Linked DNA regions of Mus musculus: region 2 is linked to region 1. A link is a loop called in an ENCODE intact Hi-C map of the cell type or tissue named here. Cell type or tissue: left cerebral cortex. All regions are shown on one strand. Links, peaks and the distances in the headings refer to the core of each region. The heading gives the core; the rest is flanking DNA. Region 1 overlaps AU019990 (expressed sequence AU019990). Region 2 holds the start of Shld1 (shieldin complex subunit 1).

Region 1 (5,379 bases), core at 330-5,329:
AAAAAACAATATAGACTATTGTCATTGCTCTTGGCATGAGCTGCATTGTAAGACCATATTGTTGAAGACACCACGCATATTGGTCACAGGACATAGAGAAGTCAAGTTGGTATCAACCAAGAAGCTTACTCCCTGCTAGCCAACTCTCATGGTACTTGAAGGTACTATGCGGTCCCTTGGGGGGAGGAGGGCATCAAAAGTCATCAACAGTCTTACCCAACTGTGAATCATATGAACCACAATAGTGACCAGCATGGCAAAACACGCCCATAGATGCAATAGTGGCATGAATGTTTTGGGGGTAACCAACCACTTTTTGGTTAACTTTAAGTCCTACTCCATAGGAGAAAACACATGCCTGGTATTGCAAATTTAATCATGGTTGGTAAATTGACTAGCCTCATGGAAGGACCTACTACTATTATTTGTTAAACAGACATTGTATCCAACTGCCCTTTAAATTCACATCTCTCTACCCATAAGTTAGTGCAGCCCTGGGACCTCATTAGAGAAGTTTCTTTGTGGAATGTAGTGGGAATAACACAGAAATTCACAGCTCTTCAAAATGCAAAAATAATTGACTGTGAAGTGCTAAGCGACAAATGGGGCATCTATATTATACCCCTCCAAGGTTCAGCCCTCACCTCAGGCTGAGGAGCTATTGAAAGATGGTGGCTAGCTGGGCGTGGTGTTGCTTATCTTTAATCCCATGATTTAGGTGACAGAGGCAGGCAAGTCTCTGTACATTTAAGGCCATCCTGATCTACACAGAGCTCCAGGACAGTCAGGAGGCCCTGTCTCAAAAGAAGAGGGGAAGGAGGAAGAAGGAGAGGAAGAGGAGAAAAAGAAGATGAGGAATAGGAGGAGGAGGAAGAAGAGGAGAAGAAGAAGAAAGATGCTGGATGAAGGGAGAAACAAGTAGTCATGGGCTGAGAGCAGGATGTTTTTAAAATATGATACATACATACACATACAGCATATATTGGAATATTCTTCAGGTTTATAAAGGAAAGAAATTCTATAAAAATATTTATTCTTCATTGTCTGGAAGGACAATGACTTATAATTTGAATGTTCCACTCTGAATGCTTGACCCCAGCACTTGTGACACCATTTTGGAGGCTGTGAAGTTATAGCAGGTGGACCTGGCTGACGGAAGCATGTCACTAATGGTGGGTATTCAAGTGTCATTTCCATTTCTGATCTCTGCCTGTGTACTCAGCTGACTGGCTGGACAGGTGATGTGGGAGCTGCTGTCCCAAGGTCCATCTCATTGTGCTTCCATCCACCATGATGGTCTGAGGTCCCTCAAACCCTATGAGCCCAGATGAGTCTTTTATGCCTTGGTTGTTTGGGCAGATATTTTAGTCACAGAGGCCCATAGGAAACTAATACAGGTCAGGCGAGATGGCTCATGGGGCACAGACACAAGCTGTCAAGCCTGACAACCTGCGTTCAGTCTGTGGGATCTGTGTGATAAAGACAGAGCACAAACTCTTCTGAGCTATTCTGTGACCTCAGACCTGAGTTCAAATTCTGGGATCTATGTGATGGTTGAGATTCGATTCCTCCATGCTGTTGTCTGAGGTGTGCTATGCAGTGTGGCACACGTACACACACACACACAGAGTAAATAAATAAATAAATAAATAACAATTAAATGATAAATGTAACTAAAAATGTAATACAGGGCTGGAGAGATGGCTCAGTGGTTAAGAGCACCGACTGCCCTTCCAAAGGTCCGAGTTCAAATCCCAGCAACCACATGGTGGCTCACAACCATCAGTAACAAGATCTGATGCCCTCTTCTGGAGTGTCTGAAGACAGCTACAGTGTACTTACATATAATAAATAAATAAATCTTTTAAAAAAATGTAATACAGCTTGCTTGGATAATCATAATAAAATATCACGAGGTAATGAACAAAGGATTCTAAAAGCTAGAAGTCTAATATCAGGGTGCTACATGACCTGGCTTATAGATGGCCACCTTCCTGTTGTGTGTTTTTTCTTCAAGGTCTTCATACTAGAGAGAGCCCTAGTTTACTCCTTAAGGCCAGCAATGCTGAGCCAGGCAGTGGTGGCGCATGCCTTTAATCCCAGCACTTGGGAGGCAGAGGCAGGCAGATTTCTGAGCTCAAGGCCAGCCTGGTCTACAGAGTGAGTTCCAGGACAGCCAGGGCTACACAGAGAAACCCTGTCTCAAAAAAAAACCCAATACATACATACATACATACATACATACATACATACATACATACATGGCCAGCAATGCTGCCAGATGAAGAATTATCTTTTGGGACCTCCTAAGTTTACTGCCCATGTCCCCAACTATACCACTGGTAACAGGACTTCATTCAGCCTTGGAGATTGAGGGCTCTCCAATCCACAGCAAAGAGTGAGCAGTTTCTCTTTGCCCTCATCGTGGGGCTCCCTAGTCAACTACTATAGAAGCTGCCACTCCTGAGGGAATGGCAGCTGGGAAGATGGGCTATGTCACAGAGGAAGAGAAGGCCTAAAAGCAGAGCTCTCATTGAGGACTGTCTCAGGGTCTTGAGGGTTGAATGTCATCTTTCTACACAGCAACTCCAGTTGTGTGACTTCCTTGATCACCAACTTCCTGTTGCTCTTGAGGGAAAGCCCAGACTCTGTGGCTGCCTATCCACTGCTCAGCCTTTCACCTCGCCACCTGCTGATGTAATCTTGCTGAGTTTTTTCTTTCAGGCCGGGGATTCCCCTTCACCTGTAGGCCTGTGCCCTGTAACTTCCCAGAACATTTATCCAGCCAACAGCTCCCATCTCACCCCCTCTCCCTCAGCCTGTGCTGGAGAGTGATTCTTCTCATCTTTGAGTTCTCAGTCTAGAGGGAGAGAAGCCTGGGATCTGTAGTGTGGCATGTTTGTGCACGTGCAAACTGTATCCCTGAGAGACACTGAGTCTAAGTTTAGGTGGATTTTAAGCTCTTCCCTCTCCCAAGCCCCTCTAAAAATAGCCTGGCACTTAGGAAATCTGTCTCAGATCCGAATACAACAGAAAAAGGCACGACTGCCTGGGAGAAAAAAAATCCCTGGGTGGATGAGCAACTATCTGAAATGGTTTTCTTTCCGTTTAGAGTGCTTGCAATGTGTCTCCTCCCACAGTCCTGAGCTCTGCACCAGAAACAAGGAGCTGAGGTGATCCCTGTGAAGCCAGGTGATCACCACGGAGAAAAACGCGGAGTGCTGCACCCTTTGCACCCAGTGTTCAAGGAGGAGATGCTGATGAACCAAGAACAGAGCACAATTTGTGTTTCACACTGGCAGCCCTTATTCAGTCTTGTTCAACAAAGCCGTGTATGTGGTTGTTGCTATGGAAACCAGATGTGATTAAGTAGTTTACTGGATTCAACTTCCATGGACTGAGTTGGAGTGATTCCTTGACTTCCAGTGTTTCAAAGCTGGGAGGAGGATTACTTGTTTTAAAATTTTTATCCATTTACTTTCTCTGTGTATATGTGTCTCTCTCTCTGTCTCTGTCTCTCTGTCTCTGTCTCTCTCTCTCTCTCTGTCTCTGTCTCTCTCTCTCTCTCTCTCTCTGTGTGTGTGTGTGTGTATGTGTGTGTGTGTGTATAAGTCTAAAGACAACCTGTGAAGTCATTTCTCACCTTCTCTCTACCATATAGGTCCCAGGGATCAAATCCCAGGAGCCTGGCTTGGTGGCATATGCCTTTACCATCTTGCCAGCATTAGGGTATTTTCTTCTGCTGATTATGTTTATTTTTTATTTAAAATTATTTGGTTTGTTTCTTTGAGACAGCCTCATATAACCCAGGTTGGCCTTGAACTCACTATGTAAGTGAGGATTGAACTTTGGATCCTCCTGAGTGCTGGGATTATAGGTGGGCACCACTTAGCTTAGTTTACTCAGTGCTGAGGATTCAACCTAGGGTCTCATGTGTGACCTCAGCAAGCATTTCACCAAGTATGTTCCGTCCTTAACCCTAATACTTCTGTTCTCATGAGAAAAAAAAATGAGTTTGATATTTGTAGGGCTTTATTTTATCACTAGTATTGGCATCCTGACTGGAAGGAGGCAATGACCACCAATGGCTCAAGTGTGCCTTCTAAATTCTGCTTCATATTAGGAAAGGAGATCTTGAGAGCTGCAGCCAACACTGTGCCAATACCACTTCCTCCTCTTCCTCCTCTTCCTGTCATCCACAGGGTCTCACTTCAGCTGACCAGGAACTTGCTGTATAAACGAAGGTGCTCTCAAACTAACAGAGTCCTCTCTGCCTCTGGAATGCTGGGATTAAAGACAAGCACCACCACACCGGGCCTCACAACCTTCTTGTTCACAGCCTGTTCTTCTTGCTGTCTGTTCTGTTTACAAAAAACACTCATCATGGAATTGAGTTCTCCGTAATCTTTCCATGTTCTTCATATTCTCATTAGTTCAACGTAGACAGTTTCCTGGTGAGACTCTAAGGAGACACGTTGTCTCCTTAGCTGCCCAATGGAGTGTATCATTGCTTCCTTTCTCTGTTCAGCCCTCTGAGTTACTCATAGGATACACATGGACAGGCAGATGTCACTTGGAAATTGTTTGTATTTCTTTCCAGAAATGCCCTCCAGCAGCAAGTATATGGAAAAAGTTAGCAACAAGGTAGAAGACAGAGCAGTAGCCTCTAAAAGATCTGAGCTCAGATTTGGGTCTTGTTTGGTCTGGTTGCTACTGCTAGAGGCTTGGTAAATTATGAAGAAAGGAGAATTGATGTCGCCCATGGATCTATATGACTTTCTTACAGGAAGAGGTCATAGGTGACACAGGGGATCATGTGGCAAAGGAGGGTACGCTGTGACCTAGAGGAGAGCTACTTCCTAGAAAACCTATGGAGCCCAGCATTGACAGCTGGCAAAAGGACTGGGAAGTCAAGGCTAGCCTGGACTAGTGTAAGGGCAGGGAGAAACAAGGAAGAAAAAAGAAGGTGAGAGGAAAGGAGAGAGGGAGGGAAGGAGGGAGGGGGAGAGAGGGAGGGAGGGAGGGAGGAAGGGAGGGAGGGAGGGAGGGAGGGAGCTCATTGGCCCACAACTTATTACTCATATGAATGAGCTAATGTAACTCATGACAGACTTTATTCTCTCTCTCTTCTTTCTTTCTTTCTTTCTTTCTTTCTTTCTTTCTTTCTTTCTTTCTTTCTTTCTTTCCTTCCTTCCTTCCTTCCTTCCTTCCTTCCTTCCTTCCTTCCACATTTTTTTGAGGAAAAGCCTTATGTAACCAGTACTGTCCTCCTCAAGCTCACTAGCCTGATATCTGCTTGCCTCTGCCTCTCAGGTACTGAGATCACAGGTTTGCCACTGCCACCGTACTCAGCTTGAGGGCAGATACTTGGCCACTACT
Region 2 (5,379 bases), core at 1-5,000, 80 kb before region 1:
AAATGACAGAACACACAAAAAAGAATAAAAGAACTTGAAAAATCTCAAAGACATATGTTTAATGAACGAGGCAATTTCAGAATAAGATGAGCAGTGTAATGAGGCTAGATCACATTTGTCAACAGTATAGTGGATTCGCCCCCTGCACCAAGTGCTTCACCTGCAATGACCCCGTGCGTGGAGCAGATAATCCTATCATTACACCGTAGAAGCTGCTCCCAGTGAATGCGCTCAGCTTGAAGGCCTTCAGAGTGAGCAGCCTCAGTGTGATAGCCTTGATCAGGCAAAGGCAGCAAGTACAGAAAACAAATCAACACTGACGTCTGGCCAGGTCCTAGTTTGAGGACACCCAGTCACACGCTGCAGACACTTGCGCAGGCAGAAGATCTGCCAAGGTATCAGCTGATCACTGCTAAAAGGAGTGGAAAGATAAGGTTTCCAAAAAAACCCAGAACATCCCGTCTCTCTGCAGGCGCTCTAACAGCTCAGTGAGCTTGGAGCTTCAGCAGGGACCTCTGCATGGCACCTCTGGCTTCTGCTTCCGTTACGTAACCCTGCGCAGGAGGCCTGTGGAAGGGAGTGTAGAGGTCATAGATGAGCCAGCATACTCTGCTTGCCTTCAAAGGAGCCTTGTTAGAACATCAAACTGAGTGTCATCAACGAAAAGAATACCTGATGTGATAGTCTTGGTTTGCATTTTGAATCACTTAAATGCCCAAAATTCCATGCTGGGCACTGTGCCAAAGGGAAACAAAAAATCGTGCTGCAAAGCTGAATCCTTTGCACCATAAAATAAGCAGCTGCACGTGTTCTCCTAAACATACTGTCTGAGACTCAGCGAATGTGCACAGGAGAAAACGATGAGACAGAGGGAACTGGGGGATTGAACCCAGGTCCTCAGGCACACCAGCCAAGGGCCTTCCTTACCACTAAACTACACTGCTAGGCCTGTAAAACGAACTCACATAGTTCCTCTTTTGAAAGAAAAAGGAAGAAAGACAAAGGGAAAGGGCAGCCCATCAATATCCACAGTCCCATCACAGGAAGTACACAGTCCTGTACCACAGACACACATACAGAGCATCTAGCAGTGCACACACAGGAGATGGCTCCAGAGACTGGAGGTATGGCTCGGTTAGACTCAGCAAACCTGTGCACCTTCCCACAGCCACCCTCCCTCCCCAAACACACCAAAAAAAGAAGGAAATGACTGTATGTCAGGACTAGATGGAACTAACCTCCACCCCCCCCCCACCAAATTCAAATCTGTTTTATTTTAAAATCATGTTATTCATTCTTGTTGGTTTGTTTTGTTTTAGAGTTTCATGTAGCTCAGGCTGACACTGAACTTGCTGTGTATGGGGGAGGCACTGAACTCCTGACTCTCCTATTTTCCCCTCCCACTGAGTTGAGCTTAAAGGTGTGCCTGGTTTATGTAGGACTGGGGAGCAAATCCAGGGCCTTGTTGATGAGAGGCGAGCACTCTACTAATTCTACTGAGTGACAGCCTCAGCCCTCAGCCCCTGCCAAGCCCTCTGCGTGTCCCAGCACATTACTGATGAGTACCACAGACTCAAGCAGACTTTTGACAAATATAGTTTCTCGATTACTCACTCAACAAGCTAGAAATAGTCTTCTGCAACCTCAAAAAGAGTGGTTTCGAAAACCCACAGTAAGAACGCTCAATGAGGCCAGCGAAATGCTTTCATCTTGCAATCAGAAGCAAAATGAGAACGTCTCCACTTGCTATGGCCAGTCAGTGTTGTGTTGGAAGTTTTAGACAGCACAGTTAGACAAGAAAAGGCAGTGAAAGGTTGGAAAGAGAGCTATAAAATTATCCCCCTTTGCAGGACACAGGGGCAGGGGATGCAGCTTGGTGGTAAAGTACTTGCCTAACATGTACCAGACTCTGGGTTCAATCCCCAGGGCAAAAATCAAACAAAAATCAGATATGATCTTGTATAGAAAACCTCAAGGAAGCCACAAAAAAAAATTTTTAAATAAACAACTTACACAAGTTTGCAAGATACAAGACCAAACACATACACAAATCACTTGTATTTTTAGACAAGTGATACAACCTCAAAAGAAAAATTAAGAACCTTTTCCATTTGTAAGGGCACAGAAATGAAACACGGCTGTATTAAATATGCACAAGATGTTAAATATGCACTAAAGAAATGGAAGACCTTCCTTGTTCGTGCACCAGAAGCCAGTATCTTAAGATGGTGCTATTCGCAGGGGTGGTGGCCCATGCCTTTAGTTCTAGCAGACATAAGCCCAGCTCTGTATGTTTAGAGCCCACTGAACTACATAGTGAGTTCCTGGCCAGCCAGAGCTACATAGTGAGACCCTGTCCTAAAAATAAACTAAAATAAAACATAACAAAATAAAAAATAAAATATGATGTTACTAATGCCCAAACTATCCCTACAAAACAAAACAAATAGTGCAAGTCAGATGTGATGGAGATCCTGGAATGAAGACAAGAATATTGACACAAAGACATAGAAGTGAAAGAGAAAGGTAAGTCCCAAAGTAGAATCACACTGATGGGCAATTGATGGAGAAATTCAGAAAACAGACAGGAAGGTCCTTTTCAACATAAAAATAAGAATATGCAATACGATTCCATAAAGATAGGCATTGTTAAGTCATCCATGGAATGCAATTCTCTCAAGTCCCCAAAACAAGCTTTGCAAATCCCTGCCCCAAGAATCTAGCCACATACTTTTTTGATTCCGTTTATATACAATGCAAATTAAACAACCCTAGAGACAGACAGCACTCTGGTCATAGCCCAGGACTGGGGTAGGGGCAAGTGGTGGGCGGAGCGAAGCTCTCTGGTTCTGGACTGTGTTCCTCAATAAATAGTTTTCCTTGGCGTGATGAGAACAGTCCAGGGTTATCACAAGTGCACAATTAGGCTAACGTACAAAACAGACTGTAGTTTACACTTTTGATTTTTATGGAAACATCAAGTTACTAATACTGCTGTTTAAAATTATAATAGACCCCTGGTAGCCCACGCCTTTAATGCCAGCATAGGAAGGAGGATCTATTTGTAAGTTCGAGGCCAGCCTGATCGACATAGTGAATTCCAGGACAACCATAGCTATGTAGAGAGACTATATATATATGCAAACCAAAACCATAAAAGCCTTAACAAAACCAAAATAAATAATTGACTGGAACTAATCCTGATCTCTACTAATTCCAGAGCGAGGTAAAAAGAGCGCAGTGGGCGGAGCTTGGAGCGGAGGGGCGGGGCGGGGCAGGTGCCAGGGAAACCGGCGGAATAAACCATCCGCTCCTCCCCCTCCCTCCTCGCTTCCCCGCTCCCTTCCCACCGCCCTCCAGAACGGCAGAAAAACCGGCAGAGGTTCTCAGAGCCCCGTGTCACTCACCGGCTGACCGCAAGAGCCCGGAACCGGAAGCGCTGGCTCCATCTTTGTTATGGGAAAAGCAGAGTTTAAAAGGAAGTTGTTGAACCCGTCTTTGCTGAGGCGAGAAAAGGTCAAGGCAAGTCAGCTGCGGCCATCTTAACTGAGGGCATTTGCCTGAACTCCTGCAGCAGGACGGTCATCTGGGATATTTAGTTGCTCTAAGTGTCCTTGTCCGACTCCAAAGAAACTGGGAAACTGTTAACATGCAAAGTCTCTTAAAAAGGACATAAGACGAAAACTGGCCTTGGAAGTACAGTCTGAACCCGAGGCCTTGGGAGGACGTTGTGAGGCAAGACGATCAGGAGCTTTAGGCTAGCAAAATTCTCTCAGACAGCATTAAGAATAATTTAATATTGTTACATGGATTCTATTCGGGCTAAAATTTCAGGACCACACAAAAGAACAAAAGGGTTGACTGTTGAAAGACAAAATTCGAGGGGCTGGGGATATGGCGTAGCATGTGAATCGGTGTCTGGAATTTGGTCCCAAATTCCACCCCTCTCAAGAAAGCACACAACCAGAACAAACTCAGCCTAGAGCTAGTGGAGAGTTCTAGAGCAGCATGGATCTGCTTATGGGGAGACGTCCCATATTTTCTTATGGGAGAAATGGAAAGAGAATGAAAAGCCCAAGTTCTAGGGTACTATCCTTATAGGTTTAAACAAAGGAGATTGTGTTGAGCAGAACTATGGAGAAAGCAAGCTTGTTTCAAGTTCATTTAAGTGGCACTTAGCACAAAAGATTCCATTCCAGTTTGGTTCTGTCCACTGGGCCTACTACTGTAAAAAGCTAGTCTAAAACAATTCTGTTTAATTGGACGGTTTTCTCCCCCACCATAGTCTTGAGGGGTCCAGTATATTTACAGCCCCTCCAGATCCCTACCTTTGGGTGAGACCCCACACATTAGGAGTCCTGCAAGTTAGAGGAATGTTTTCAAATTACTGCTTTAGGGGCTAGAGAGATGGTTTAGCAGTAAGGAACATGGGCTGCTCTTCCAGAGGACCTGGGTTCAGTTTCCAGTGTTTACATGACAGCTGACATCCTTTTCTAAACCCAGTTCCAGAGAACCCATTGTCCTTTTCTAACCTCCAAAGGCACCAGGCATACACACAGAAAATATTTTAAAATATTTAAGCGTTGTGCTTGAGCCAGTTGTGGTGATAAATGTCTTTAGAATCCACTGCTCAAGTGGCTGAAATAGGCTGTTCTCTGTGAACTCAAGGCCATCCTAGTCTAGTTATCTATTCCAGGCCAGCCATAGATAGATAGTAAAACGCTGTCTCAAATAAATAAATAAATAAATAAATAAATAAATAAATAAATAAATAAATAAATAGTTATCTATTCCAGGCCAGCCATAGATAGATAGTAAAACGCTGTCTCAAATAAATAAATAAATAAATAAATAAATAAATAAAATAAAAGCAAATAGTGCTTGAGGTTTGGCCATTCAATACTATATACTGTGAAAGTGTGTGCACATGTCTTAGTTAGGGTTTCCATTGCTGTGAAGAGACAAGTCAACTCTCATATGTGACAACATTTAATTGGGGCTGGCTTACAATGTCAGAGGTTCAGTCATGGTCATGTGCAAGCAGTCTTGGTGCTAGAGAAGGAGCTGAGAGTTCTACATCTTGATCTAAAGGCTGCCAGAAGACTAGCTTCCAGGCAGCTAGGAGGAGGGTCTAAAAGCCCACCCCAACAGTGACACACCCTCTCCATCAAGGCCACACCTAACAGTGCCATTCCCTGGGCTAAGCAAGTTCAAATTACCATGTCAGACAAAGACCTCATCTCTCCCCAGCTCCACCTCCTCCACACTGGTTTCATTGCTTGTTCTTTCTTGCCCTGAGTTTTCCTTCCTCACAGCTTCATTCCTTAGGAACAGTTTTTTCTACTTTCTGGTCCTTATAATATTCAGATATCAGCTTTA

The links. Hi-C counts contacts between places; a loop is a spot of excess contacts. Peaks named below come from ENCODE experiments on the same cell type or tissue, not always from the same donor. Only the 100,000 strongest peaks of a DNase experiment are listed, where the experiment ranks them.
Region 2: it touches region 1 in a loop (4-fold over the local background); 9 of 42 quality-filtered maps call a loop at or near these places.

Annotation. Positions count from the first base shown.
Region 1 is chr2:132,605,160-132,610,538 of GRCm38, reverse strand. All of the region lies in intron 2 of AU019990 (expressed sequence AU019990), which reads right to left. Among named protein-coding and RNA genes, the nearest start is that of AU019990, 9.7 kb to the right of the region's middle. In left cerebral cortex, for the core only: no CTCF peak of the experiment used is centred there; a DNase peak (open chromatin) is centred at 3,016; H3K27ac peaks cover 1,505 bases.
Region 2 is chr2:132,685,010-132,690,388 of GRCm38, reverse strand. It overlaps Shld1 (shieldin complex subunit 1), which reads right to left and starts at 3,458. Exons shown (of 3, transcript NM_001358260.1): 1 at 3,408-3,458. In left cerebral cortex, for the core only: a CTCF peak has its summit at 3,413; DNase peaks (open chromatin) are centred at 1,180, 1,583, 2,767, 3,462 and 2 more places; H3K4me3 peaks cover 1,248 bases; H3K27ac peaks cover 4,039 bases.